Linked DNA regions of Homo sapiens: region 2 is linked to region 1. Evidence: read pairs that join two places in POLR2A ChIA-PET (ENCODE). Cell type or tissue: Caco-2. All regions are shown on one strand. Links, peaks and the distances in the headings refer to the core of each region. The heading gives the core; the rest is flanking DNA.

Region 1 (14,158 bases), core at 1-8,000:
ATGTCTTCCTTTCCTTGAGCATTGATGCAGCCCAAGTTCCTACACTGGGCCTGTACAACTTCCGAGGGGTACCGGTTGGGGTCCCAAGTGACACTGCAGGAGGAGCAAGCCAAAGCACAATGGTGAGGCATGGGGGAGGAAGACAGCGAATGAGAGCCCCACAGCACTGAGTGTTCACCTGCAGGGAGGCAGTTCTGCAGGGCTGTGGCACAGGTTCTGGAGCCACACAGCCTGGAAGCATACACCAGCCTCTGGCAGTGGCTTACCTTTCTAAGCCTCAGTTTCCTCAACTATAAGATGGGGATTTTCATATACCATTTTCTCATGCAACTGTTGAGAATACTCAGTGATACAAGTACATATAAAATACCCCACTGTACAAATGTTAGCATTCAATTAACATTAGATCTTTCATTGGCATTATTATTATTATTATTACAATTCTTTATTCTCTGCCTGGAGATTGAACGTCACTAGTCAGTCTTCCATCACTAGTCGGTCTACAGAGCCTGCTGCTTGGAAAGGAAAGCCACAGCCCCAGAGGTCTGTGAATCTCAGACCTTCTCTCCATTTCTCCTTTAATAGGCCCCTCTGCCTGGAGGCATAAAGACCACAACATTTATCCTGCCAGCTTGCCATTGTACATATTCCACTTGTAGTGTGACAGGACCCCCACCAGGTTACTTGAGGGTGTGTGTCCACTGTCTGAACCCTGAAGGACGGGCAGTGAGCCAAGGCCACCATGCACAGCCAAGGAGCAGGCCACCGAGAACCCAAACATCTCAGAGAGTATCTGAGAACCTACCAAGGAAAACAGTCCCATTGGACACACACAGTAGGCAAAGAGCCAGAAAATTCGCTTAAGAGCAGCTTAGAGATGGGAGGCAGAGCGGATCTCTAGATCTGTCCTGCTGTGGCCCTAGGGCGCCCCATAGTAAGTCTTAATAAACTCATCCACTCGCTAAGCTGGACTTGTCCAAGTCATTCTTTGATCTCTCCATATCTTCCCAGTTCGAGGCAGGGGGCACTACCGTCCCAAGGTTTTCTCATAACACACTCACATGAGAAGCTATGTGACAACCCCAGAAGCACTTCAATTGTCCCTGGAATCTACTTTGATACTTACATTTGGAGAGTATGAGGGAGTGCTTGGTCTTCCAAGAACCTGTATCTTAATGCCAAATTACAAGACTGTACCCTGAAGGTCTCCACCTAACATCCCATTTCCCAGACTGGCCTTTCTCCTCCACTCATTCCCACTCCTTAAATGATAATGTCTAATCTGAGTGAATCTCCTTAAACCGACTTTTCTGTTTCCCATTTATCCTCATGAGGAGATAATTATGCAATCTGCTTTAAAGAACCCTCTCTTCCAACACAGGAAAATTTGTGAATTCTATCCTAGAACTACATGAAGCAGAAAAAGGCACAAAGTCTATGAGAACGTGGAAGCAAAATATTAGGACCATCAACCACAAAGGTGAACCTAGTCCAAAACAAGAAAGATATGAGCTCCCAGGTAAAGTGAAATTTTCATTGTTAAGAGGATTTTCCCTTTTATTTTTTCTATGTATTCTACATTTTCTACTTTATGATTAGAATGAATTAACATATTTTTCCAAAGAATGTGAAAATCAGTCTCATTTGCACTTACGTGTAATTCCAGGGGGAGGTGGAGCGGCTCTCGATGTTACGTGACATGGAAACGCGCTGGTTTTCATTGATGATGCCAATGTCAAGCTTCATACTACCTCCTGGCACAGGCGGGCAACTCTCAGGCTTTTGGAAAAAAGTATGTCCTACTTTGGGGATTTTCCGAGCTGCCGCCTCACTCAGAAAGGCAAGCCCCAATATCGACAGCAGCAAGTACTTGACCTGGAAAATAGAAGACGCTGCAATCAGTTAGAGACTCGCCTCACCTACTAGCAAGAGATGCATGGTCTGGCGGAACTCAGCATTCCTGTCCTTTTATGGGATCAGGGCTTCTCTTTGCACCTCAGTTCCTCACCTGGAAATGGGAACACTCACACCTAAAGGTATCAAGGTGCCAAACTGAGAACTAAACTCAGTAGCCTAGCTAGTAACTGAAGCCCTCCATAGTCTAAAAGCTCCCAAACAGTGAGACAGAAAGATGCAAGGGTCTGAGATTGAGTTAAAATCCTATCCTGGCTTCCTTGCTGAGCCTCTAGTTTCTCTTCCTTCCAACTGGATAATAATGCTCACTTTATGAGACTACTAATGAGATTAAATAGAATGTTCTATATAAAACACCTATAAATCTGTATAAGAAAAATAGAGGCTTAATAAACGATAGCTCTTGTTTTTATTTCCAACTTGATATCCCATGAATCTCCCACAAAATCCTTCTTCGGAGCCACCCCTCTACCTAGAATACACTGCCTAGAATACTCTGTCTGTCAAAATCCTACCCTTCCATTAAGGCCCAGCTCAGATGTGATCTCCTCTAAGAACAGTCCCTAAAATGGTTCAATCAGAAGCATGTTTATTATCCTTAAATTATAAAGCTTTGATCATCTAGCACTCAAGCAGCATTTTTTAATTGTCTAGAAATGTAGTATTTGTGTTCCTGTCAGATCTACACCCATTAGATTGTAAGTTCCTGCATATTACACATTTTCCATAAACACTTTTGGAATGAATGAGTGAATGAGTGAATGAATGAACAAAATGATACAGCTAAATTGAACTATATAGTTAAGCTCACTGCATTAAGAAAAACATTACGCAAAACCAACGATAGCAAAGTTCCAATTATCCATGCTAATTGAAAGAAACCGGGGCACTAATGATGCACCACAAGAGAGAATATGGAAACTATTTCTCTTTAGCTCTGGAGCATTTTTTTTATACTTACGTTGAAATGCCAGTTTATCTGGTGTTATAGGAATGCGCAAAGAATGAAAGTGCACTGAAGACCTAATGAAAAGAAAAGCTACAAATCTTGCCAGATTCCCTTTGTCACAACCATGCTTTGCTCACCCACCATTGCCACTGACCCTTACTGGGGATGAGCAAGGCCCATCACCAACTCTCAACATAATACAGAAGAAGAGCTGAAGGCCGGGTGCAGTGGCTCACGCCTGTAATCCCAGCATTTTGGGAAGCCGAGGTGGGTGGATCACCTGAAGTCAGGAGTTCAGGACCAGCCTGGCCAACATGGTGAAACCTCGTCTCTACTAAAAATATAAAAATTAGCCAGGCGTGGTGGTGCACGCCTGCAATCCCAGCTACTCGGGAGGCTGAGGCAGGAGAATCCTTTGAACCTAGGAGGTGGAGGTTGCAGTGAGCCGAAATTGCACCACTGCACTCCAGCCTGGGCGACAGTGCGAGACTCCTGCTTGGAAAAAAAAAAAAAAAAAAAAGAGCTGAAAATAAGTTGCTTTTATTCTCTAGGCTTAGCGTTGTTCAGGCTCACACCTTCCATGAGTTAAGGTAGGGAAGGTGATTAGACATGTTGGTTTCAAAGGCCTTCCTTTTCATATTTTGCAGATACTAGAGACAAAAAACAATAAGAGTAAACAAAAAGGTCATAGTGTCCATTTGCCATACTGAGGAAGCTGACACTAAAAAGAAGTTGAAAGCAAGATTGACCCAGAAGAGTCAGAATGAGGCTGATTTGCCTTTAGATAATCAGCAATCATCAACTTTCATCCCCCACAATCGTTCATTCATTCAACAACTAGCTCTTGACTTTACAGTGTGGTAGCTCAGGGCATGGGCTTCAGAGTCAGAAGTCCAGGGTCTGTAACTCAATTCCAGGACTCTTAGAAGCGATGACTCTGTTTCCTCAAAAAAAAAAAAAATGTGAAGATTAAATGAGATGATCCATATAAATTATGAAGAACACTGGCAGCATATGATAAGTATCCAATACTGGCGACTCTTGCTAACTCTATATTGTGCTACACAGTGGACTAGACAGATGTGGAATTTACACTCATATACCTTGTCTTGACAAACTGCTATGGCGTTTGTTTGTTTGTTTGTTTGTTTGTTTGTTTTGATGGAGTCTCACTCTGTCGCCCAGGCTGGAGTACAGTGGCACAATCTTGGTTTACTGCAATCTCCGCCTCCCAGGTTCAAGCGATTCTCCTGCCTCAGCCTTCCGAGTAGCTGGGATTACATACGTGCGCCACCACACCTGATAATTTTTTGTATTTTTAGTAGATATAGGGTTTCATCATGTGGTCAGGCTGGTCTTGAACTCCTGACCTCAAGTGATCTGCCCACCTCGGCCTCCCAAAATGCTGGGATTACAGGCCTGAGCTACCGCGCCTGGCCTGCTATGACTTTTTTTTTAAAAGATGCCAACTTATATTAGAGGGTCTTAGATAACTTCCCAAGCCTACCAATCACATATTTAGGGTTCTTAAGTAAATTCCTCCTTTGTGTTTTCTCTTTCCTCTTCTGTGTCATACTCACTGAATCACTATTAATTTTCATTATGAAAACTTTTAAATACATACATTGGAGTTATATGACTTAGCAATAATTACAATGCTTCTAACAAGTCATTATTACATTTGCTTATATATTCTTAGAGTATATTAGAAAATTCTTTTACATCTCTTTAAACACTGGATTTTCACAACTACCTGGTGAGGTAATCAGAGCTAGTATTAATTATCCCAATTAGACAGGTGAAAGAGTTCTGTCCCAGAGGGAATAAATAACTTGATTGGGTTCACCAGCCTATGAGTACCAGTCTGGGGACTCAAACCTAGGTGTCAGTAGTCAGTGCTATTGTCATTGAAGGTCATTTTTATTATTACCAACATTAATCTTAGTTTTGTCTCATTAGAAGAGCTAAGTGTTTTAGGTAATGTGACAGCTGTACTAGATGTGCATAAGTGTTGTAGGTCACATAGCTCGTTATCAGGAAATCAGATGATGTCTGCAAATACTCCAATTTGCTCCACAAAGCTTTTGATCTGAAACTGTAGATTTTAGTGGTTATGTAATACAGAGCAGGGGCTCTGAACCAGGCTGTTGCTGGTTCTTAAGAATGATTTAAACAGCACCTCTCAGAGAAATCCAGAGCATGACTTGAACTCTTATATGCCACCTATAAAGCAGATGAATAGATATCGCTCTCAATCTGTATAATAGGGGACAGGGGCAAGGGAAAGCACCAGGTGAAGGTGAGCTGTAACAGGACAACAACCTTCTCAGCCTAGCTTTGCACCTCACTCTAATGTGAGCTCACCTGAGCAACCTGAACATCCATCCTCTATACTCACCAGCAATGTGTGGACACATGTAAGCATGCACCTGGCCAACCTCTAGGTCCATGAGAATTTGCCTCAACTACTTATTGAAGATGTCCTATCTGCCTGCACCTCTCAACTTCTAATCCTATTCCAATGCTCCTTGCACTGTTATGTTTCTTGCTGACAACCCAACAGATTTCTTTAAGGAAACTAGAATTAGAAATAGCTATGGAGCACAAAGCTACCCAACAGAATTGCTTGGATGCAATGGCTTTAAATTCACAAATCTTGCCTCTGAACCAAAGAAAAGCATACTGTATGTGGAGACAGAAAGCTTAGATTGGTGTACCAGTTCTTGTGCTTACAGTATCCAGCAATGTTAAATAAATAGCTTAATTGAGCTTTTGTTCATCTGTATAAAGTGGAAAGTATTCCCATCTACTTCAGTGGATTGATCAGAATTTCCAGGACAATAATAACAATATTAATATGAACAGTTAACACTTACTGAATGCTTTCTCTATCATTATCAGTCGTTGTTTATTAGAATGGCCAAATTAACTGAAAATTAAGCATACACAAATCTGCCAGTACAGAGTATAGACTCATTTATTCTCAAAGATATTAATTAATCCTCCCAATAAATGCCATGAGAAAGATGCCATTGTTATCCCCACCATACAGTTGAGGAAACGGAGGCACAGAGAAGATAAATAACTTACCCAAAAATCCTACATTTAGCAAGCAGTGGAGCCAGGTCTGCCTGACATCAAAGCCTATGCCCCTAAATATGGCACTTTGCTGAGCTACATGTAATCTTTAAAATAACACATAAATATAAAATAAAACATACCATTGCTATATGCCATGAACCTTTTATGATATTCAAGCTCTTTTAAGTTGTATGGCTTGTAAAAGGAGAAAAAAAGGAAATTATCTAAGCCAATAATATGATGCGGGATTTCCTAACCCCTGTTTTCATGTACCTCTATAGTAAATTCTTCTCAGGCCTTATCTGACTAATGTCAGGCAAGATTCCAGACCTGCTGGGGCTAGATTTTCATTGCATTAACATCTCTCTTTCCTCCAAGAAGAATGAGATGGTACAAAATAAATAAATAGCAATCAGAGACATGGGAAATTTCCCTTCTCTAGGAGCTGTCCAAAGTCAACACTGGGTGATTTCATTTCTTCCATCCAGGGCACTCCTGTAATCTCAGGGGAATCATTAAACCTCTTGAGGCCCCAGTTTCCTTGGTTAAAATGTATATGTACATAATCCCTAAAGTGCTGGCCAAGCTCCCACCATGAGATAAGAATTTCAGGCCAACCTGACTCTATAATGGATGGCCACAGGAAAGAACATGCTAGTTGTCTGTGATGCCAAGGACTGCACACACTAACACCACCTGGGCACACACTAACACCACCTGGGCAAAAGCCATTGGGTGAGGAGCTGCATTTTTTTTTCTTTGAGACAGAGTCTCGCTATGTCACCCAGGATGGAGTGCAGTGGCGTGATCTTGGCTCATTGCAACCTCCGCCTCCCAGGTTCAAGCCATTCTCCTGCCTCAGCCTCCCGAGTAGCTGGGATTACAGGCAACTGACCCATGCCCAGCTAATTTTTGTATTTTTAGTAGAGACAGGGTTTCAAGTTAGTCAGGCTGGTCTCAAACCCCTGACCTCAAGTGATCCACCCACCTCAGCCTCTCAAAGTGCTGGGATTACAGGCGTGAGCCACCAGGCTCGACCTAATTTCTGTATTTTTAGTAGAGACCGGGTTTCGCTATGTTGGTCAGGCTGGTCTCGAACTCCTGAACTCATGTGACCCGCCCGCCTTGGCCTCCTAAAGTGCTGGGATTACAGGCATGAGCCACCACGCCTGGCCAGGAGCTGCATTTTTATGCCATTATAACTTTTCTAGTTATTTTTTTCTTTTTCTCCACCAGACAGGAGTCAAAATTAAAGTCATCTCTGTTTTTTAAGAAGTAATTCCAAAAAGACCCCAATCAAACCTAATTCCTTAGGATTCTGTTTTCTGAAATCCTAGGCATGACAGTCCTTAAACCAGAATGATTGCTGCTACTCACCATGGCTGGGCCATGCAGGGTCTTCACTGTCATGTTGCGCTGGTGGCTTACTTTGTGCAGGAAGCTCTTTCTGTGAATGTATCTTCCTGTGTATGCCTGTGTTCTATCAATGAGAGTACCTGTTAGTTTTATAGCAATCATTGCCCCTGTTTCGATTGACCTGCTTACTGTCTTTAAGTTGTGGTTGACCCGGAGTTACTGACGAATGCAGGGGTTTTTTTTTTTATTCCATTTCCCGAAGGGGAACAAAAGGGGGACCCTAAAGAAAGGGATGACAGGAAAAGGACCAAATTTTTCTTTCCTTCTACCCTACTTCCACCCCCATTGCCCACAAATCAGAGCAAAATTTTTAATTTACTACAGAGATGAACCAAGTTAGAAATTGTTGTCAAATCTTTTTTGTTCTTCCACAAATTGCCAACACCCTTGTCACGGACCATATGTTCTACTTTCCAGTCACGCAATATGAATCGTGATTTAAATGGGAGAAAACTCATCCTTAGAGGAGCCTTGGTACTAAACTATCTTTACCTCCATTTTATGAATGGGAAAACAAAACTAAAGAAATGAATGACATAAGTGAAAAATTCAGAAATGATATACCCTGGTAGTTTTGTTATCTCCCTGAACTAATTATTTTTTAACCCCATGGTTAGACTCCTACTGGTGCTTAATAAATAATCACTATTCATTGTGTTGATAAAACAAACTGTTTTCCTCTGCTCTCACACCACAACCAGCAACACAAAAGATTTCCATGACCATGTATGTGGGCATTTATCTCCATCAACCAGCAAGCAATCAATTCTGCATCCAACGCCAGCTAAGCATCTTCTAATCCAATTCAATTCTGACGCTATCTCCAGGTAGGTAGAGTCAGATCCCACAGGCTGAAGGCTCAGTCCCACAAAACTGCTCCCACTTTAAGCACCAATCACAGGTCCAAGCCTCTGGGACTTCTGACTGACTGGCCTCAAGTTCAGGTTCCCACAAACCGCTTGAGTTTGATTAGGCTTGATTAATTTGTTAGAACAGCTCACAAAACTTAGGGAACACTAATTTATATTTACCAGTATATTCTAAAGGATATTTTTAAGGATACAAGTCAACAGCCAGATGAAAAGGTACACAGGGCAAGGTTTGAAAGGGTCACAAGCACAGAAGTGTTCTTTCCCATGGAGCTGGGGTGCACCACCCTCCCAGCACAGGGATGAGTTACTGTTTACCTTTCTTAGAACTTCCACAAGTTCAGCGGTCCAAAGGCTCTTTGTATCCCATCCTCTTGGGCCTTTTATGGAGTCTTCATTGGGCAGACATGATTACAACATGGAAAACTGTAAACAAATGTGATTGGATAAAAAGGGTATAACCTGATATTAACAGGTTGAATGAGGAAATTCAGCCAGGCCTGCCTGTTCAGATTTTTCTTGGCCTCTCTGAGCAGCCTTCCTTCCTCCTGGGTAGAGGGGAGGACCCTTCCTGAATTGAGGGTCTTATGGCCTATGATTAGACAAGGTAAATCAAAGAATTTCTTTATGGCCAGCTCCAAGACAAAAGGTGTGGGGGGTGATGTTAGATGACAGGATATTTTCTGTTTCTATGGTCTTGGGGAGAAAAGGTGGGCAGGAGAAGTTCAGAGAGGGAGATTCTTTTTTCTGAGGCCTATTTCTTAGGCCTAAAGTGCCCCAACATTACAATAAAAGACTGTCTTTTTCACCTTTATTGCTCTGAAGCTGTCTGAAGCTGCTTCAGGAAACAAAGACAAAAAAGCTAAATACCCTAACAAAAGATATGCTTATTATTTTTATCACTTAGGATATAACGAGGGCTGTGGGAGTTATGAACCAGGAGCCATGGACAAATATACATATATGTAAAATCACATTGATGCAACACTTAAATGCCCATTACCTTGGCTATCTCTAAGAATGGTTTTTTTTAACCAAAATTAATTAGCAAGTAGAAGCCTTTAAATGCAAGATTGGCAGCCCTGGCACTGCAGCTGGGGCAGCAGAGCCAGGACGGCCCAGGAACTGACAGACTGAGGGATAGGCAGACTGACCATAGCCGACCAGCCAAAGCCCATCAGCCTGCTCAAGAACCTGCTGGCCAGTGGCTTTGGTGGCATGTGCCTGGTGTTCATGGGGCACCCTCTGGACACTGTCAAGGTCCGACTGCAGACACAGCCACCGAGTTTGCCTAGACAGCCTCCCATGTACTCTGGGACCTTTGACTCTCTCCCAAAGACTCTTAGAAGGGACATCACAGGGCTATATAAGGGAATGGCTGCCCCTATCATCGGTGTCACCCCCATCTTTGCTGTGTGCTTCTTTGGGTTTGGTTTGAGGAAGAAACTATGACAGAAACACCCAGAAGATGTGCTCAGCTATCCCCAGCTGTTTGCAGCTGGGATGTTATCTGGTACATTCACCACAGGCATCGCGACCCCTGGAGAACCCATCAAGTCCTTGTTACACTTTCAGCCTTCTTCAGGGGAAACCAAGTACACTGGAACCTTGGACTGTGCAAAGAAGTTGTACCAGGAGTTTCAGATCCGAGGCATCTACAAAGGGACCGTGCTTACCCTTATGTGAGACGTTCCAGCTAGCGGAACGTATTTCATGACAAATGAATGGCTAAAAAATATCTTCACTCCGGAAGGAAAGAGGGTCTGTGAGCTCAGTGTGCCTTGAATCCTGGTGGCTGGGTGCATTGCAGGGATCTTCAACTGGGCAATGGCAGTCCCGCAAGATGTGCTCAAGTATCCCTTCCAGACGCACCTCCTGGGAAATATCCTAACAGTTTTGGAGATGTGCTGAGGGAGCTGATCTGGGATGAAGGAATCACATCCTTGTCTAAAGGGTCTGATGCAGTGATGACCCGAGCCTTCCCAGCCAATGCAGCCTGTTTCCTTGGCCTTGAAGTTGCCATGAAGTTTCTTAATTGGGCCACCCCCAACTTGTGAGGCAGAAGGCTGCTCAAGACTTCTGGATGCTGGAACTGTTGCTGAGAAGGAAGAGTAGTGGGCAGAACTAAGCAGACTTGGAGAATGAGGGGAGGAGACGGTGGGATCAGAGCTCTGCGCATGGACTTGGTGAGACTGTTGCCTTAATGACATCCTCTACCTTGTATAAGTTGGTGTGTCATTTCGCAACTTGAATTCATTCTTGTCAATGTAAGGGACCTTAAGAGGATTTGGAGATCTAGTAGTTTCTAGACCAGATACTACCTGTGGCAAGAATACTGCCTACCAGTTGACGGTTGGCCCTACCACACCCAAAGTGTTTCTCATTAAAGAGGTAATCTCAGCTTCTCACTGGAGGCACTTTGGATGCTTTCAACCAGCTGACCAGGGGCTGAGATCATCTTCAATCCCTAGCCAGGAACACCCACTTGATTTCCAGGGTACCACCTAATCCTGGGCTGCACATGGGGATTTGGACTTGAGCCCCACATCTGTGTCCAACTGGACTGGGCATATATGCTTAGGAAGAGATAACCTATTAGCTATTGATTTTTGCTTTTTTTTTTTTACACAAGTAATCAAAAGTAAAACTAGAGTAGAGTAGCCTAATTTCCCAAGAATGGGTGAAAAACTTTCCTTTCTACACAGTGAGGACAGTCCCAGCCTGCTGGGATAAGTGAGAAAACCCAGGGTGAAGGAAGGCTCTTTCTGCACAATCTTTTCTCATGAGAGCGCCATATTTTTGTTTCCAATTTTTGAAGGAAAAAAATTAAGCGTTTAAATGCTCTGACATGAAATTTAAATGACCTGCAAAAAGTTAATTTGTCTCAGTTCAGTTCAGGTTGTCAAACATTTGTTAAACACATTCTATGTGTCAGGCATTGTGCCCTAGAGATACACAGACATTCCCCAAAAAACAGTAACTTATCTTTTTTTACATTCATTAAGATTGGGTAAAATTACACATCATCTTTTCATAAGGCAGGACACATTCTAGCAGGGCAAAGTTATTTTCCTCTAGCGTAACATGTTCGAACAACTCTTTGCCATTTTCTTCACATGAAGAAAATGAAGAGAAAGTTGTTCTTAGGTTCATTGGAAGGCCCTGAAAAACCGATCAAAATTCTGTGATCACAGGCCTTCCATCCACCCTGCTCCCCTCCATGCCTGTGCAATCCTCTGCAGCTCTCTCTGGAACAACCAGAAGTGTAACTTCTACAAAAAGATTTCCTCAAATCACCCTTTCAGGCATTGTTCCCTTCCTCAACCTCTTGTGCCAATACTTGTGTATCTTGCCCTCACATACATGTTTTAGGATAGTTCCCTGGGATCTTCATATATTTGGGTAACTTTACCCTGCTTCCCAATAATCTCTACCAGCCTCCTTCTCCAAATATACATCCTCAAATATACAATCTAGATTAAACAGTGTATTCTATGCAAAGACAGACTCAAGTCCCCTGGCCAACCCCTTCTAGCCAGACTGAACCCCCTAAGCCCATCTTACGGAGAATTTTCAAGGCCTCCCCAGGAGTGACCTTCCATGTGCACAGTGAAGGTAGCTCCATGAAATCAAGAGCCATGTTTTCATCTTTGCTTATATCACTCATGCTCCCAAAGCAACATGTGCAATAGACCTTTAAATGTGTACTAAATTGAGTGGATTGAGTCACTCATTTTCTTCAGTGATCTCTTTTCCATTCAGAGCTGTACCTCAATGCATAGAAGAATATACCAGCTCTCTTGAAAGAAAGAATGAATAAATCAGTTGGAACCAAGAGTACCGAATTCAAAACAAGAGGATTTGCTAGATTGCAGGGGAGAACAAAATGGTTCTTTATGTAAGCAGGAGGCAACACTGACCTTTGGTCACAGTTTTCCCCCTTGGGGTAAAAACAACTCTTATCAGGATGCCAGACTGGTAACTGGCTATCACTGAGTTCAAACTAAATCAACAGATCCAGATTCTTATCTCATCTAGCATTCATTGAGCACTTCCTATAATGTAAATCATGTGCTAATACCAGGGACACACTAATGAACATATGATGGGCACACGGCTGACTATGGTGGAACCCTTCACTGACTGGCTCTATACCACTCATGATCTAAGCTGTCACCAGCTTTAAGAGTTTCAATAATGCATTGGAGCCATTATTCAACACACTGACAGCGAGATGACTACAGTCAACTCCAAGAGCCCACAAAAAGAGATACCAAAAGACTCTGTTGTCTTAGCAATGAGTTACACACAGCCTCAAATGTGGTAAAATACTATACTTCTTCAAACATCCAAATCAGCAAGATGTTTTCATGCCCTCATATGTGCTTGGAGCCATGATACATTTTGTTGGGGCTAGTAGCACAGGCAATAGACTGTATTATTACAGTCTCTACCTTAATGAGCTTAAAACAGTCATGGAAAAAAGTGAACACGCACATATAAACCAGTAAGATAATAATATGAGATTGCTGGGAATAATGATAAAATAAATGTACACATTTAGTTTAACAAATACAACTTTTAAAAACTTTTATTCTCATTTTTAAAAGGGGTATCTAGCCAGGTGTGGTGGCTCATGCCTGCAATCCCCACACTTTGGGAGGCCAAGGAGGGCAGATCACTTGAGGCCAGGAGTTTGAGACCAGCCTGGGCAACATGGCAAAACCCTCTACAAAAAATACAAAACTTAGCTGGGTGTAGTGGTGCACACCTGTAGTCCCAGCTAATTGGGAGGCTGGGGCCAGAGGATCACTTGAGCCCAGCTACTCAGGAGGTTGAGGCTGCAGTGAGCAGAGATTGTGCCACTGCTCTCCAGCCTGGGTTACAGAGTGAGACCCTCTCTCAAAAAGAAAAAAGAAAAAAAGTGCATCTAATCAAGATATACTACTGCAACATGACAGTATATCTGCAGTTACAGAAATTTATGCCTTGAAGTAAAGTGCTATCATAACAGAAAGCATGAAACAGTGGTCAGGTAGCACGCCATAGGCTGGACAGACGATAATCCATGCTCTACAATGGCAAAACATTTAGTTAAACCATTGCCTGCAATAACTTGAGAGGCAGATCTTGTACCTAATAAACTTGAAGCTCTAGAGAAAGAGATTAGAAAACAGAATGTTAGTTGCATGTGTTTGGATACTGTTGTCTGCATTTGGCCAAGTAACACATAAAAGAGATGAGCTCAGGAAAGAGTTGGCAGGTTGATAAACAAAAATGAAAGGAAATGAAGACAGTTCAGAAATTCAGAACCCTAATTACCCAGGCGTGGCGGTGGGCGCCTGTAATCCCAGCTACTGTGGAGGCTGAAGCAGGAGAATCACTTGAGCCTGGAGGCAAAGGTGAGCCGAGATTACGGCACTGCATTCCAGCCTGGGCAACAGAGCAATTGACTCTGTCTCAAAAAAAAGGAAAGAAATTAAGAAATTCAGAGCCCTGTAAGGTTGCAACAGAAGATTGAAAAAGCCTTTGAAAAAGAAATGCACAATAAAACCTTTCAACCAAGTAAATTACCGAAGGGCAAGAATTAGAATGAAGCATCTGGAAAAAAATGTTTAACTGGATAAAAGGACTCAATTAAAAGTGTAAAAGTATAGTTCTAGTAATCTGCCATCAAATCAAGACAGAGTTATAGGAATGAAGAAACAAAGAAATAGAAATGTTCTGGGAATTATGCCTCAAAAAGAATTGACTCAGATTAGAAGTTCACTAAGTTTTTGAGAGAGCTCTAGAAATTAATCAGGAACCAATCCTCAGTCCCCCAACCATCAAGGAACAAGAATTAAAGCTCTAAGAAAGGTATATTCACCAACACCATGTCAGATGTGACCAAAGAGATTACAGGGAGAAAAAATAAATTTTTTAAACC
Region 2 (15,546 bases), core at 5,077-13,076, 120 kb before region 1:
GCAAGACATTAGTGTTATTTGAAAATTTTACTAAGAGGATGTATTCCTGCATAGCGGGTGTGATTCAAAAAATAGAGATGAATGGTACTGAGAATGAAGGTAATGAAATAAATGAAGGTAATGAATGACACTAACAATATGTTTCAGAGCCAAATGAGGATAAGACAGAACATAAATACAATAATATTATTATGTGCTCAATTAATTTAAATAAATTACTGAATTTAAATTAGATTTCATAATACTATACTTCAAATTGGATTGGAAACTAAACTGAAATGAAATAGAAAAGTTTAAAAGGAAAGGTAAGATTAAATGAAACAAATAATTTTTAGAAGTGTAGGTTGTTACGATGCTCATCATTCACTTCCATGCACAGTTGAAGGGAACACAGGAAGTTTCTCGTCCACTCTGCCCACCACTCTCCAGAAGGCCCTTCCCAGCCCAGGGCCTCGTGACTCATCACCCCCCTTTGGAGCTTCTGATCCCCAGCACACACTTCACAGCCATCCTCAAGGCTTCTCAAGGGCAATACGAGATTCCTGAAACGTGATCCCCAGCTCACTGTCCTGGGGACAGTTGTTCACAGTGGAAAAAATCTCCCTGTGGTATTCAGCCTGGTTGGCAGTCTCTGCTGAGGAAGGGGGAAAATTTGCAAGGGATTTGGTGGCACATTGCTAGCTTGCCCCACCTGCTCCCTCGCCTCCTGAAGGGCAGCAGCTGCCTGTCCTCAGAGCATGCCATCTCTTGCCCAAGAATTAAAAGATCTGACTGCACTCCCAGGTGCTTTGGAGTCAAAAGCTGCCTGGAGAAGCCACGTAGAAGACCCCAGCACAAGCAAGATATTCATTCTAACAGCTGCTCCTAAGAAACCTGAGCAGAAGCAGAGTGAATCATGCCAAGTTGCTGAACCCAACCAAATTTGAATTTAAAATAAAATTTAACAGGACAACCAATTGAACCAATTTAAAAAGAGAAATCAGAAATGTAAAGAGGAGGAAAAGGGACTCATATTTTTCACTTATACCCTTTCACACTGAACTTTTTACAGTAAATATGTAATGACTTTTTTAAAGTATTTTAAATAGAAAAAGGAAAAAAGCCAAAAATAAATGCGTGATTTTCTACAACTGACTTGGGATAAAACAAAGATACTAAATATTCACAGAACTATATCAAAATCTTCTTTCCATTTAAGACACTTCCATTAGTCCTGCACTCCTTCGTTCTTGAGCCATCTATTCTCTTGTTCCCTCATAACAATGAATAACAGGGATCTGATCATAGGCACACACAGAAGCCCCAAAGGGAGAAAAGTGCTCCAATCTGCAGCAGGGCTGGGTGACTGTCACCATCCCTCACTCCTTCTTTATAGCCAGTTGGTAGATGGGTCAGGCTCTCGGGAGATGCAGAAGGAAGACCTGAAAACAGAACTGAGTCTAATGACAGGGTTGCAATTGTGTCCAGAGTAATCCTGATGGGAGGGTGACAGATAGGACTCAGTGGAAGGAAGAGGTTGACCTTTGAAGGTTCCAACTGAAGACTGAGTACTATAATATGACACTCAATATAGCAAATGAATCTCCCCAGAGAGAAATAGCCATGTTGGAACTGTAAAAATATTCAGTGACTTTTGGTCTCACAGGTGCAATCTGATACCAGTTTTTGTTTATCATTCACTTCCATGGCTTCACATACTATCTGTATGCCGATGACTCAAATCTTCTGAGCTCCTGACCTGAATATCCAACTGCCAACACAGTATTTCTACTCGGCTATCTCTCAGACAGCCAAAACTCAGCAAGTCCAAAGACTTTGAGCCCTTGATCTTCTGCCTGAAATCTCTTCCTCCTCCAGTGTTTTCTGTCTCCAGGAATAGAACAACTGTTCACATAGGTACTTGTACTAGAAACTTGAGATTTGTTATTAACACAGCATAGCTTCCCACTTCTTATAAATCACCACATCTTACAGATTTAGCCTCTTAACTCTTTCAAATATACCCTCTTCCGCATCCCCACTGCCACACCCCTAGTTAGGTTATTATTCTGTCTCCCCTGAACTTCTGCAAGATCCCTCTAATTTTTTTTTGTTTCTAAAATTCTTTTATATGTACATTTTTTATTATACTTTAAGTTCTAGGGTACATGTGCACAATGTGCAGATTCGTTACATATGTATACATGTGAACAATGTGCAGATTTGTTACATATGTATACATGTGCCATGTTCACGTGCTGCACCCATTAACTCATCATTTACATTAGGTGTATCTCCTAATGCTATCCCTCCCCCCTCCCCCCACCCCACAACAGGCCCCGATGTGTGATGTTCCCCTTCCTGTGTCCAAGTGTTCTCATTGTTCAATTCCCACCTATGTGTGAGAACATGCGGTGTTTGGTTTTTTGTCCTTGCGATAGCTTGCTGGGAATGATGATTTCCAATCTCATCCATGTCCCTACAAGGGACATGAACTCATCATTTTTTATGGCTGCATAGTATTCCATGGTGTATACGTGCCACATTTTCTTAATCCAGTCTATCATTGTTGGACATTTGGGTTGGTTCCAAGTCTTTGCTATTGTGAATAGTGCTGCAACAAACATACGTGTGCATGTGTCTTTATACCTGCATGATTTATAATCCTTTGGGTATATACCTGGTAATGGGATGGCTGGGTCAAATGGTATTTCTAGTTCTAGATCCCTGAGGAATCATCACACTGACTTCCATAATGGTTGAACTAGTTTACAGTCCCACCAACAGTGTAAAAGTGTTCCTATTTCTCCACATCCTCTCCAGCACCTGTTGTTTCCTGACTTTTTATGATTGCCATTCTAACTGGTGTGAGATGATATCTCATTGTGGTTTTGATTTGCATTTCTCTGATGGCCAGTGATGATGAGCATTTTTTCATGTGTCTGTTGGCTGCATAAATGTCTTCTTTTGAGAAGTGTCTGTTCATATCCTTTGCCCACTTTTTCATGGGGTTGTTTTTTTCTTGTAAATTTGTTTGAGTTCATTGTAGATTCTGGATATGAGCCCTTTGTCAGATGAGATTGCAAAAATTTCCTCCCATTCTGTAGGTTGCCTGTTCACTCTGATGGGAGTTTCTTTTGCTGTGCAGAAGCTCTTTAGTTTAATTAGATCCCAGTTGTCAATTTTGGCTTTTGTTGCCATTGCTTTTGGTGTTTTAGACATGAAGTCCTTGCCCATGCCTATGTCCTGAATGGTATTGCCTAGGTTTTCTTCTAGGGTTTTTATGGTTTTAGGTCTAGCATTTAAGTCTTTAATCCATCTTGAATTAATTTTTGTATAAGGTGTAAGGAAGGAGGATCCCCCTAACTTGTCACACAATGTCTACACTCATTCTACCAATCCAAGTCACCAAAGCCATCATTTTTCAATGGAAAACTAATTGGCACTTTTCTCCTCAAAATTGTTCAATGGCTTTCCTATAAAGTCTAGAATTTGTAATGGAGCTGCCTGCCACAATCTACCTAATTTTTTTTTTTTTTTTTTTTTTTTTGAGACGGAGTCTGGCTCTGTTACCAAGGCTGGAGTGTGATGATGCGATCTTGGATCACTGCAACCTCCACCTCCTGGGCTCAAACCATCCTCCCACCTCAGCCTCCTGAGTAGCTGGAACCACAGGTGCATGCCACCACGTCCAGCTAATTTTTTTTATTTTTGGCAAAGACAGGGTTTCACCATGTTGCCCAGGCTGATCTGAAACTGCTGGACTTAAGTGGATCCGCCCACCTCAGCCTCCTAAAGGGCTAGGATTACAGGCATGAGCTGCTGCACCTGGCCTGGAATCCGTCTAATTTTTCATTCACTCAGTAAATGTTTACTGAGAACTACCATGTGCAGGGATAGCACAGTCACTGAAATTCTGCAGTGAATAGAACCGTCAAAAAGTCCTGCCCTCAGGAAGCTTACAGTTTAGTGGGAGAGAGAGATAGTAAACAAGAATAGTAAGTAAAATAAATAACAGGTTAGACTGTATGAAGTGCCAAGGAGAAAAATATAGAAAAGAAGAGAGGAGATCTCATGATGGGAAGTAGAATTTATGATAGGGAAGTAAAGAAAGCCATGAAAGAATGAAATAGCAAGCCCATAGATGTCTTGGTGAGCAAGTTACTACCAGCAAAGGGACAGCAAGTGCAAAGACCCTGAGAAAGGAACATGCTTGGCATGTTCAACATTTAGTGAGTAGGCCAGGGTGACCAGAGTAGGAAAGAAAGAAAACGAGTTCAGGGACAGTGGCTGGTATAGTACAGGAGATGTTGCATACAGGAGATGTTTCATACAGGACCTTTTAAGTCATCAAAAGTACAAGGCCTTTACTCAGCATAAGATGGGAAGAAGTGAAGGGTCGTGAGCAAGGGAGTGACTTATGATTACCCACTGTGCATTCTGGGGATTTGTCGCAGGCACTGGGGATTGAGTATTAAATGAGATAGTCAAGGTCTTTGTTCCCACCCAGGTCTCATCCTACTGGGGGAAGACAGACAATATGCAGTAAATAAAAAGTGAACAAGATAATCTCAGATCTTGAGAAACACTATCAATAAAAAAGTAAAATCTATAATGATGAGATGGGGGTAACAAGGTTGCCCAGCATTTTCAGACGTTCAGGGAAAGCCATTTCAAGGCAGTGTTTGCTGAGACTGAAATGTAAAGAAGGAAGTAGCCTTGTGAAGATCTGGGGGCAGAGATTCCACACAAAAGAACAAGTGCAGAGGGAGTAGAGTGGGCATGGGCAGGAGTATATGAGGAATGGAAGGGAGGCCTGTGTGGCTGGAGAAGAGTTTGTGGGTGGTGGCAGGGGCTGACATGACAGAAGCCAGCAGGGTGTATGCAGTTTATGGAGGAGGTCATAGCAAAGCTTTTTTCACATTTTATTTTATTTTATTATTTATTTATTTTTATTTTTTATTTTTTATTTTTTGAGACAGAATTTCGCTCTGTCACCCAGGCTGGAGAGCAGTGGCACTATCTCAGCTCACTGCAAGCTCCGCCTCCCGGGTTCTTGCCATTCTCCTGCCTCAGCCTCCCGAATAGCTGTCATATTTTATTTTAAATAAAAGGGAACACTAGCCAGACACAGTGGCTCACATCTGTAATCCCAGCACTTTGGGTGGCCGAGGTGGGAGAGATTCTAACTAGAAAGCTTTAGACCAGGAGTTTGAGACCAGCCTGGGCCAAAAAAGTAAGACCCTCATCTCTAGAAAAAAAAAAAAAAAATTTAATTAGCCAGGCATGATGGTGGCCTGTGGACCCAGCTACATGGAAGGCTGAGGCAGGATGATCACTTGGGCCCAGGAAGTTGAGGGTGCAGTGAGCCATGTTCGTACCACTACACTCCAGCCTCGGTAACAGAGTGAAACTGTCTCAAAAAAAAAAAATGCAAAAATTAATTCAAGATGGATTAAAGACTTACATGTTAGACCTAAAACCATAAAAACCCTAGAAGGAAACCTAGGCAATACCATTCAGGACATAGGCATGGGCAAGGACTTCATGTCTAAAACACCAAAAGCAATGGCAACAAAAGCCAAAATTGACAAATGGGATCTAATTAAAGTAAAGAGCTTCTGTACAGCAAAAGAAACTACCATCAGAGTGAACAGGCAACCTACAAAATGGGAGAAAGTTTTTGCAACCTACTCATCTGACAAAAGGCTAATATCCAGAATCTACAATGAACTCAAACAAATTTACAAGAAAAAAAAACAACCCCATCAAAAAGTGGGTGAAGGATATGAACAGACACTTCTCAAAAGAAGACGTTTATGCAGCTAAAAAACACATGAAAAAATGCTCATTATCACTGGCCATCAGAGAAATGCAAATCAACACCACAATGAGATACCATCTCACACCAGTTAGAATGGCGATCATTAAAATGTCAGGAAACAACAGGTGCTGGAGAAGATGTGGAGAAATGGGAACACTTTTACACTGTTGGTGGGACTGTAAACTAGTTCAACCATTATGGAAGTCAGTGTGGCGATTCCTCAGGGATCTAGAACTAGAAATACCATTTGACCCAGCCATCCCATTACTGGGTATATACTCAAAGGATTATAAATCATGCTGGTATAAAGACACATGCACACATATGTTTATAGCGGCACTATTCACAATAGCAAAGACTTGGAACCAACCTAAATGTCCAACAATGATAGACTGGATTAAGAAAATGTGGCACGTATACACCATGGAATACTATGCAGCCATAAAAAATGATGAGTTCATGTCCTTTGTAGGGACATGGATGAAACTGGAAGCCATCATTCTTAGCAAACTATCATAAGGACAAAAAACCAAACACCGCATGTTCTCACTCATGGGTGAGAATTGAACAATGAGAACACATGGACACAGGAAGGGGAACATCACACACAGGGGCCTGTTGTGGGGTGGGGGGAGGGGGGAGGGATAGCATTAGGAGATATACCTAATGCTAAACGACCAGCTAATTGGTGCAGCACACCAACATGGCACATGTGTACATATGTAACAAACCTGCATATTGTGCACATGTACCCTAAAACTTAAAGTATAATAATAATAAAATTAAAAAAAGAAAATAAATAAAATGGTACCCATTAGAAAACTTTATAATAAAAAATCTGATTTGTTGTAGTCAAATTACTTACAATAAAACATATAAATAATCACATTATTTATAATAAAATTATCTGGTTTTAAAATATTATAGCTAATTTGGTACATTAATTAAAGGGAAGTAAAATCTGGCAAAAATTACCAATGGCATGGAATAAGGTGGTGACAGATGGGAGGAGGTAGATATGCATGCTATTTTGGAGGACTTGATGAAAGACTGGGTATAGAGTGTGAAGAAAAAGAGCAATCAAAGATGCCACCACCATGAATATGGGGCCTGAGCTACTGAGTGTCATTTTCTGAGATAGGGAAGAACATAAAGTAGGGGTGAGAATACAAAGTTATGATTTAGCCACATTAAATTAGAGATACTTCTTAGACTCCCAAATGGAGAAGTCAGGTGGGAAGTTGGATATATGAGGAGAAAGATTGAGGATAAATAAGTCTGGAGTCATCTGCATGTGGATACTATGTAAAGCTTTGGGGCTGTGTAGAATCACCTAGGGAGAGATTCTAACTAGAAAGGTGTAAGAAGTCACCAGGGCACTCTAACATTTACAGGCCAAGCAAAGGGCCAAGAAAAAGTAACTGAGAAGATGCAGCAAGTGAGTTGAATACTGCAGCTGAAATGCCAATACAGGACCAGGAAAACAATGGTTGAGCCTGGCAATCTGAGAGTCACTGGTGACCTTGCAAGAGTGATTTCACTGCAGGGAGGAACAGAAGCCATCTGTTAAGAGGTGCAAATAAGATGAAAGCATGGATACAGAGACGATGAACAACTTTTTTGAGAAGTTTTACTACGGCAGGTTTTTGTGGTGCTGGGGGTTGTTTTTAGTGATGATCTTGAAGCATGCTTGTATGACCACGGAAAAGTTCCAGGAGAGAGAGGAAATGATTCTCAGTAAGGGGTGTAATCCTACTGCACTATTCAGACTTTGTCCTAATTAATTCCAAGTTCCCAAAGGTGCATTCCAGTTGATGTTTCTAACCTTCCAGAACCATAGATTGTGCCTCCAGCTGTGGCCAGTCATTGGGGAAAAGATTGTCCTTAGTCATCAGGAGGCTGGATGATAGAGCGTGAATGAATCAACTCAAATCCATTTATACAGCTGGGAAAGAACTCCAAATGCAGGCCATAAAAAGAGTGCATCAGCAATGGCACCAAAGTTACATGCAGCTGATTATTGTTGACTGACATACAGAACAAGCCTGCTTTTAAATTTGGGGGATGTTCTCAATACCCAGCAAGGATAGACAGCACCCCAGGACAGAGAATGTCTCTAAATCATTCCAATATCCACAGCACCTAGTATAATAATGGGCATACAGGAAGGAGCTATGCAATAAAAGTTTGTTGGATGAATGATAGGAAAGAAGGAAGGAAGGAAGGAAGAAGGAAGGAAGGAAGGGAGGAAAAGGAGGAAGGGTAGGGGAGGGTTAAGGGAGGATGATGGGAGGGAAGGAGGGAATTTTGTAAGACGTAAGATTACTGTCCATATGCATAAGTCTAGAGATCTAAAGTATAACATGAAGATGACAGTTAATAAAATTGTATTAGGGACTTTTGTTAAATTAATAAATTTTACAAAAAAGGTAACTATGTGAGATGATAAATATGTTAATCTGCTTCACTATTGTAATCTTACTATCTATATGTATTCTATAATAGCATGTTGTAAACCTCAAATACACACAATAAAATTTATTTCAAAAAAAGATTACTGCCCCTATCATGGCTCTAATGACCCATGTGAGTTTCTGTTTGCCTTTTTTACTTAACACTCTTCACCAACACCAAGTAAACTAAAGCACCTGTTAAAATTTGAATTTGTTAGTAAGCCACTTCTCAATACACATGCACACCGTCCACACAAAAGCACACAATTTATGGATGGTGTATTACCCTCTCTTGGAGATAGGCAAAGGACCCCACTTGATCAGCCAAGCTTTTAACTTGCAATTAATCAGTAAGGGTAAAAAAAAAAAGAAGCATAAACAAATTCACCAGGATCCCTTTCCCGCACCTGTAAAAAGACATTTATGATACCATAAAGATCAAAATGATAAGAGGCCCGGGAAGACCCAGAGGTAGGCTGCCTTGTTATTTACTTTGCAAAGCAGAGGCTTATTTCAGTGCTTCCATGGGAATGGGAGTCAGCCTTGTGGTAGAACCACCCACCAGTGCAGTAAAGCATGCTTGCCTCACCCTGATTAAGGGAATCCAAAGGAAAATATGGCCATGCATTTTTGTCTTCAAGAAAGAACCTGGATCCCTGCACTTATGAGCTCTGAGCTGGATGAAGAAACCAAAGGGACATCTATACCAACTATAGCTGCTCCCATTTCACTTCCTCCCCTTTGACAGCCACTGGGTCTGCTTCCACAAGAAATTTATGGTTTATGCAGCTGCTTTGACAACAGGTTTGGGGCTTCTTTGGTTTCAGCCATCAGCTCAGCTCCATGCAGCCCTCCTATATCTGCCAGGGCTTAGGAGGTGTGCTACCAGCCACCCCCATCACAGGGGCAGCAGATGTTCTGAGTGAGGGGAGGGGGAAAATGAATGTGTCTTTCCCCCTCCACCCTTACCATCCAAACAGCATAGAGTGTCAACTCTGACTTTCTACAGGTAAGGTCAGAAATAAGCTGGGAAGATGGATGTATACCACTCAGTAGCATGGCACAGTGTTCTCCACACATTTGTTTATTCAGTGATACAAATATATAGGAGGGGAAGAGAGGACCAGTCAACTTCCTTGCCTTAAAAGTAAAGCAAAGCTGTCACTGATGATGTTCAAAACTTCATCTTCAACCAAGTTCCCTCCCACCTCATGATTCAAACCATTTATCATGTATCCTACTAGATATCATCACAACATGCCTAAACTGAACTCATAATCTACCCTCACAACATTTCTGCCAAATGGACATCTTCCTAAACTTGTTCCTCCCCTCCAAGCCCCCTACAATAGCCAAGTCTATGAAGTCCTCGTCTTATCTCTCAAACTCAGTTACCTCTCACCTTCCCCACAGCCATTACCCTCACTCTAGCACCTAATACCTTTTGCCTGAATTACCATTGCTGTCTCCTAACTGGCCTCACTTCCTCAAATCTTGGAAATCTCTGCATCTAACAGTATGTGACAATACACCCTAAGGTGACCCCACTGCGCCATGCACTTGTATAACACCCTCCCCTTGAGTATGTGCAGGACCTGTGACTTGTTTTAACTTAAAAAAGAATATGGCAAAGATGGTGGGCTGTCACTGCCTTGATTACATTGCATTATGTAAGAATCCATCTTAGCCAAAAGAAGTGAGAGATTCTCCTTCTGACTTTGAGGAAGCAAACAGCTATCTTGGGAACTGCCTATGGTGAGGGCCATGTGGAACAGAGCTGTGAGCAGCCTGTAGGAAATGAAGGGGGCTGACAGCTGACAGCCACTAAGAAGCCAGGACTCCCATCTATATAGCTGCAGGGAAATGAATTCTTAAAAAAAAAAAAAAACACTCATTGAACTTGAACTTGGAAGCAGATTTTTCCCCCAGTCAAGTCTCAAGTCTCAAGTCTCTGGATGAGAATGCAGACGAGGAGACACTTGACTGAAACCCTGTGAGACTCTGCAGAGGGCCCAGTTACATTGCGTTTGATCAGTCAGGTAAAAAACTGAGATAGTCATTGTGTGTTGTTTTATGCCAGTAAGTTTGTGATAAATTGTTACTTAGCAATGACAACCAATAAAAGCCCAATACTTTATTCATGTTTAAACTCAAGAAAAAGCAGTTTGATTATTTACTTCTTCAAACCCGTACTCCCTTGACTCCCACGTCCACTCCATTCTTTCTAAATCAGTGAGTGTTCCTTCTGCAGTGCATGTCCCTTATACCCTGGCACTTCCCAGGGCTCCACTGTTGACCACTTCCCCACTAGCTCTTTGTAGTCTCCTTCGTCAGTGTCATCTACTCCCTCTGACTCTGCACTGGTAAGTCTCAGATTCAGACCTATCTCCTGAACTGCATAGGGGACAGATCCAGCTAGAGGACTCACAGGCCCCCAAAATTCAACCTGTCCAAAAGTAAAGCTATCATCCTTTCTGTTAAACTTGTTCTTACTCCTCTTCTCTCCTTATTTTATGGCCAGAACCTAGAATCACCCTAGACCCTTTCTCCCTTCAAACTGATGCCTTGTCAACCACCAAGACTCAACAGTTTGCCTTCTATTTCTCTATGTCTACTGCATCCCATTCTCTCCATACCTATCACCTTTGACCTGGGTCAGGTCTTCATCCTCTCTCATGGTGTATATCACAAGGATCTCATAATAGGTCACTCTACTTCAAGTCTTGCCACCCTAAAATTCACCCCCTGCATAACTGCCAGAGGGGCTATACAAAACATAATCTGACCACTATTCAAACTATTCAGTGTAGCATCATGTCAAAGATACGCAAGATGCTCCACAACCTGGCCTTTGCCCATCTCCCCAATCTGAACTTCCATCACTTTACAAAGCCAACTTTAGTAGCTTTACTGAAATATAACTAGCATATAATAAGCTATACTTATTTAAAATGTAACATTTGATACGTTTGGGCATATGTATACATCCATGAAACTATCACCACTATCAAGATAGTAAAAATATCTATCATTCCCAAAGGCTTACTCATGCCCTTTTGCAATATCTCCCTCCCACCTTCCCCAACTCATCTTCCCAAGCAACCACCCATCTGCTGCCTGTCACTATACATTTATTTGCATGTTCTAGTTTTAAAATAAATAATTTATCTAGTAATTCTTATTTCTGTCTGGATTATTTCACTCTGCATAGCTATTTTGATATGCATCCATATTGTTGCATGTATCAGTTAATAGTTAATTCCTTTTATTACTTAGTAGTCTATCATGTGTCTATGTCATAATATGCTTATCCATTCACCTGTTGATAGATAATTGGTGGTTTCCAGCTTTTTGGTTTTTACAAATAAATGCACTGTGAATATTTGTGTATGCAAGTCTTTGTATGAATATATGCTTTCTTTTGTGGGGGTAAACAACCAGAAGTAGGATGGCTGGATCATAGAGTAAGTATATGTTTAACTTTTTAAGAAACTACCAAACTGTTTTCCAAAGTGGTTGTACCAATTTACATTCCCACCAGCAGTATATGAGAGTTCTAGTTCCTCCACATGCTCACCAACACTTGGTATGATCACTTCTTTCTCTTTTAATCATTCTAGTAGTATCCCATTATGGCTTTAATTCTCATATCCTTAACAACTAATAAGTTTAACATGTTTTCATGTGCTTATTTGCCATCTATATATTTTCCTTGGTAAAGTGTCTGTTTAAATCTTTTGGTCACTTTTTTTGTCAGGGTAGACATGGTTTACTTTTTATTATTGAATTTTGAGAGTCCTTTATATATTCTGGATAGAAGTTCTTTATGAGATAGAAAATTCTGCAACTATTTCTCCCTAGTCTGTCTTTTTTTAAGCTCTCAACAAAAGATTTTAATTTTGATGAAGCCTAATTTGTCTTTTTTTTTTTGTGGATTAAGCCTAAGAAAATTTAGGCTTGACCCATAAAAGGTATTAGGCTTAAGAAATCTTTGTATAACCCTAGGCCACAGAGATTTCTTTCTATGTCTATTTCTAGACATTTTATAGTTTTAGGTATTGCATTTAGGACTATGATTGATTTTAAGTTGATTTTATTGATTAGACCACGAATCAAAGTTTTTGTTTTTGTTTTTGAGATGGAGTCTCACTCTGTCACCAGGCTGGACTGCAGTGGCGTGATCTCGGCTCACTGCAACCTCCACCTCCTGGGTTCAAGCAATTCTCCTGCCTCAGCCTCCCGAGTAGCTGGGACTACAGGCACATACTACCATGCCCAGCTAATTGTTTTGTACTTTTAGTAGAGACAGGGATTCACTATGTTAGCCAGGATGGTCTCAGTCTCTTGACCTCGTGATCTGCCTGCCTCAGCCTCCCAAAGTGCTGGAATTATAGACATGAGCCACCGTGCCCAGCCAAGGTTGTTGTTTTTTTTGTTTGGTTTTGTTTTTTGTTTTTTGTTTTTTTTAGCATGTACATATCCAATTGTTCCAGCAACACTTGTTGAAAGATTCTTCTTTCTCTACTAAATTTCCTTTCCACCTTTGTTAAAAATTAGTTGTTCATATACATGTGAGATTATTTCTGTACCTCTATTCTGTTCCATTGTCTATGTTAATGCCAATACCAGGCTATGTTAATTATTGTGGCTTTATAATAAGTCTTAAAATTAGATAGTATTAGACTTCCAAATTTATTCTATTTTAAAGTTGTTATGACTTGGTCCTTGTGAATTTTGGAATCAGCTTGTCGTTTTCTACTGGTAATACCCATTTGCAGCGATTCTGTTTGAAATTGCATTGAATCTGTAGATCAACTGATATCTTAACATCACCGAGTCTTCCAACTCATGAACAAGGTATATTTCTCCATTATTTCTTCTCCTTTAGTTTTTCTCAAAAGTGTTTTATAATTTTTTTTTTGAGATAGAGTCTCACTCTGTTGCCCAGGATGGAGTGCAGTGGTGTAATCTTGGCTCACTACAACCACCACCTCCCAGGTTCAAGTAATTCTCATGCCTCAGACTCCCAAGTAGCTAGGACTACAGGCATACACCATCACACCCAGCTAATTTTTGTATATTTAGCAGAGACAGGGTCTCATCGTGTTGGCCAAGCTTGTCTTGAACTCCCGACATCAGGTGATCCACCCATCTTGGCCTCCCAAAGTGCTGGGATTACAGGCGTGAGCCACTGAATCAGGCTGTGTTTTATAATTTTCAGTGAAACATAGCCACCTTGGTCTCCTAGGAACCTTAGCTTTGTGACCTTAATTCAGGAAGTCTACCTCTACTTGGTTTCCCTCCCTGCACCATAACCTGGAATCTATCTCAACGCAGCAATATGGGGATATCTTAGAGGTCATTCTCAAGGACCACTGTCCATTCCCTGATGTCCAGTTTCTTTAAAACTGTGTTTTACACTATTTGTCTGAGTTTTTCGGTTATTCCAGGCAGGAAGCTAAGTCTGCCCGTTACTCCTCTTAGCAGAAGCAATAGTCTCTGTAAGCTGATTGTCTTTCTCCCCAGCATGCCGTTCTGCTTCCTTCTCCCATGCTTTGCTCATGTTTTTTCTTCTACATCGAGTGCCTTTTCCCCCTTTTAACCTGGGTAACTCTTGCTTATCTCTCAAAACAAAACTCAAATCAAACATTAACTTCTCTAAGAACATCTCCCCCGTATCCCAAGGCTAAGTGATGCTCCCCCTCCTCTTTATCCCCATATTATTCCATGGATGTATCTGCTACTCTCATCTTTACCACTTTAATTTTCAAATTACCTGTTTATATAACCATCTATACACTTGATTAGAAGCCCTCAAAGAGAAGGGTCAAGGCTTATGTTTTTTCTAATTTTCTTTTTTTTTTTTTTTTGGGGGGGGGGAACAGAGTAAGAGACTCTGTCACCCAGGCTGGAGTGCAGTGGCACAATGATCACTCACTCTAGCCTCAACCTCCTGGGCTCATGTGATCCTCCCATCTCAGCCTCCCAAGTAGCTGGGAATACAGGCACACACCATCATGCCAGGCTAGTTTTGTTTTTTGTATTTTTGTTTTGGTAGAAACACAGTCTCACCATGCTGCCCAGGCTGGTCTTGAACTCCTGGGCTCAAGCAATCATCCTTCTTTGAGCCTCCCAAAGTGCTGAGATAACAGGCGTGAGCCACCATGCCAAGCATACTTCCTAACCTTAATGTATTGTGAAGGCTTTGGTACATAGTAGGCACTCCGTAAATATTAGTTGACCCACATCTTTGAAATACAAATTATGAACAATCATTAAGAGATGCCTTTCTTCCCTTATAGACTATAAATGCCAGGAAGGCAGGGATGGTGTCTCCTGAAAACAGCAGTCAATTCCACTAATTAAATTCCACTATTGCCCAGCGTAAGCTGAGTAAGCTGCTTCTAGAAGCCGAATTGCTGGTTTAAATAGTATTTTAAACAGAAATAACTAATGGCAAATTATTCTCCAGAAAGCTATCAATAATGTATAAGAGTTCTCATTTCTACTCATCCTCAGCAACACTAAATATTATGCCTGTTTTTTCAATGTTGCCAACCTAATGTGAGAAAATCGTTCTAAAAATTACAATTTAGTACTTATTTGTGAGGTTGAGGAGCTTTTAAATGAATCTAATGTTTATTAGATACTAAGTTTTAAACTGTGGATTTCTATTTATCACTGTCCTATTTATCCTCTGTTTCCTCCCTACCCCACCACATCCATTCTTTACTCTCCTATGCTGTGTTCTGTACCATGCGGGCTGACTTGTAAGAACTGCACCACTCAGGCTCAGACCCAGGAGGCAAGTCCCCTCATCCAGAACTCTAGCTCTCTCCGAGCTCCAATAAGCAACTCCTTCCCCTGATGCCTGCAGATCTAGACATGGTAATGGTTTCTGGATTTTGCTAGTATTTTTGTTGTTTATTCTCACAACCTGGCCACAACTCTAAAGACTGTTCCTTCGTTAAACTCTTCACTGAAATTCTTTGAGTAAGCCATTGTTTCCTGCTGGGAAAGACAGACAAGAGACACAGACCTGGGGGAGGCATGAAGATAGAGCACTGGAATTGGACTGGAGTTTAGAGACTCAAGCCACATCTCTAAGTCATGATAAAATTGAAACATGACCGAGAAGATACAATAACTTTGCCTGTTTTGATATCGTAATTTCATTTTATATGTAATGATTTGTAGGAGCTCTTTATATATTGTCGATATATTTCTCTTTGCTAGTATATACATTGCAAATATTTTCTCCCAATTTGTAGTTTGGTTTTTGAGGTAGTC

What was found. Peaks named below come from ENCODE experiments on the same cell type or tissue, not always from the same donor. Only the 100,000 strongest peaks of a DNase experiment are listed, where the experiment ranks them.
Region 2: POLR2A ChIA-PET joins it to region 1 with 11 read pairs; 3 of 35 experiments call an interaction of 5 or more read pairs at or near these places.

Annotation. Positions count from the first base shown.
Region 1 is chr6:52,237,076-52,251,233 of GRCh38, forward strand. It overlaps IL17F (interleukin 17F), which reads right to left and starts at 7,425. Exons shown (of 3, transcript NM_052872.4): 1 at 7,322-7,425; 2 at 1,655-1,875; 3 at 1-93. The coding sequence starts at 7,354. LOC124901328 (a long non-coding RNA gene) reads left to right here and starts at 11. Exons shown (of 3, transcript XR_007059607.1): 1 at 11-122; 2 at 1,382-1,519; 3 at 1,667-1,748. It also overlaps the pseudogene SLC25A20P1. In Caco-2, for the core only: no CTCF peak of the experiment used is centred there; no DNase peak of the experiment used is centred there.
Region 2 is chr6:52,107,711-52,123,256 of GRCh38, forward strand. No RefSeq gene overlaps it. Among named protein-coding and RNA genes, the nearest start is that of PKHD1, 28 kb to the left of the region's middle. In Caco-2, for the core only: no CTCF peak of the experiment used is centred there; a DNase peak (open chromatin) is centred at 8,771.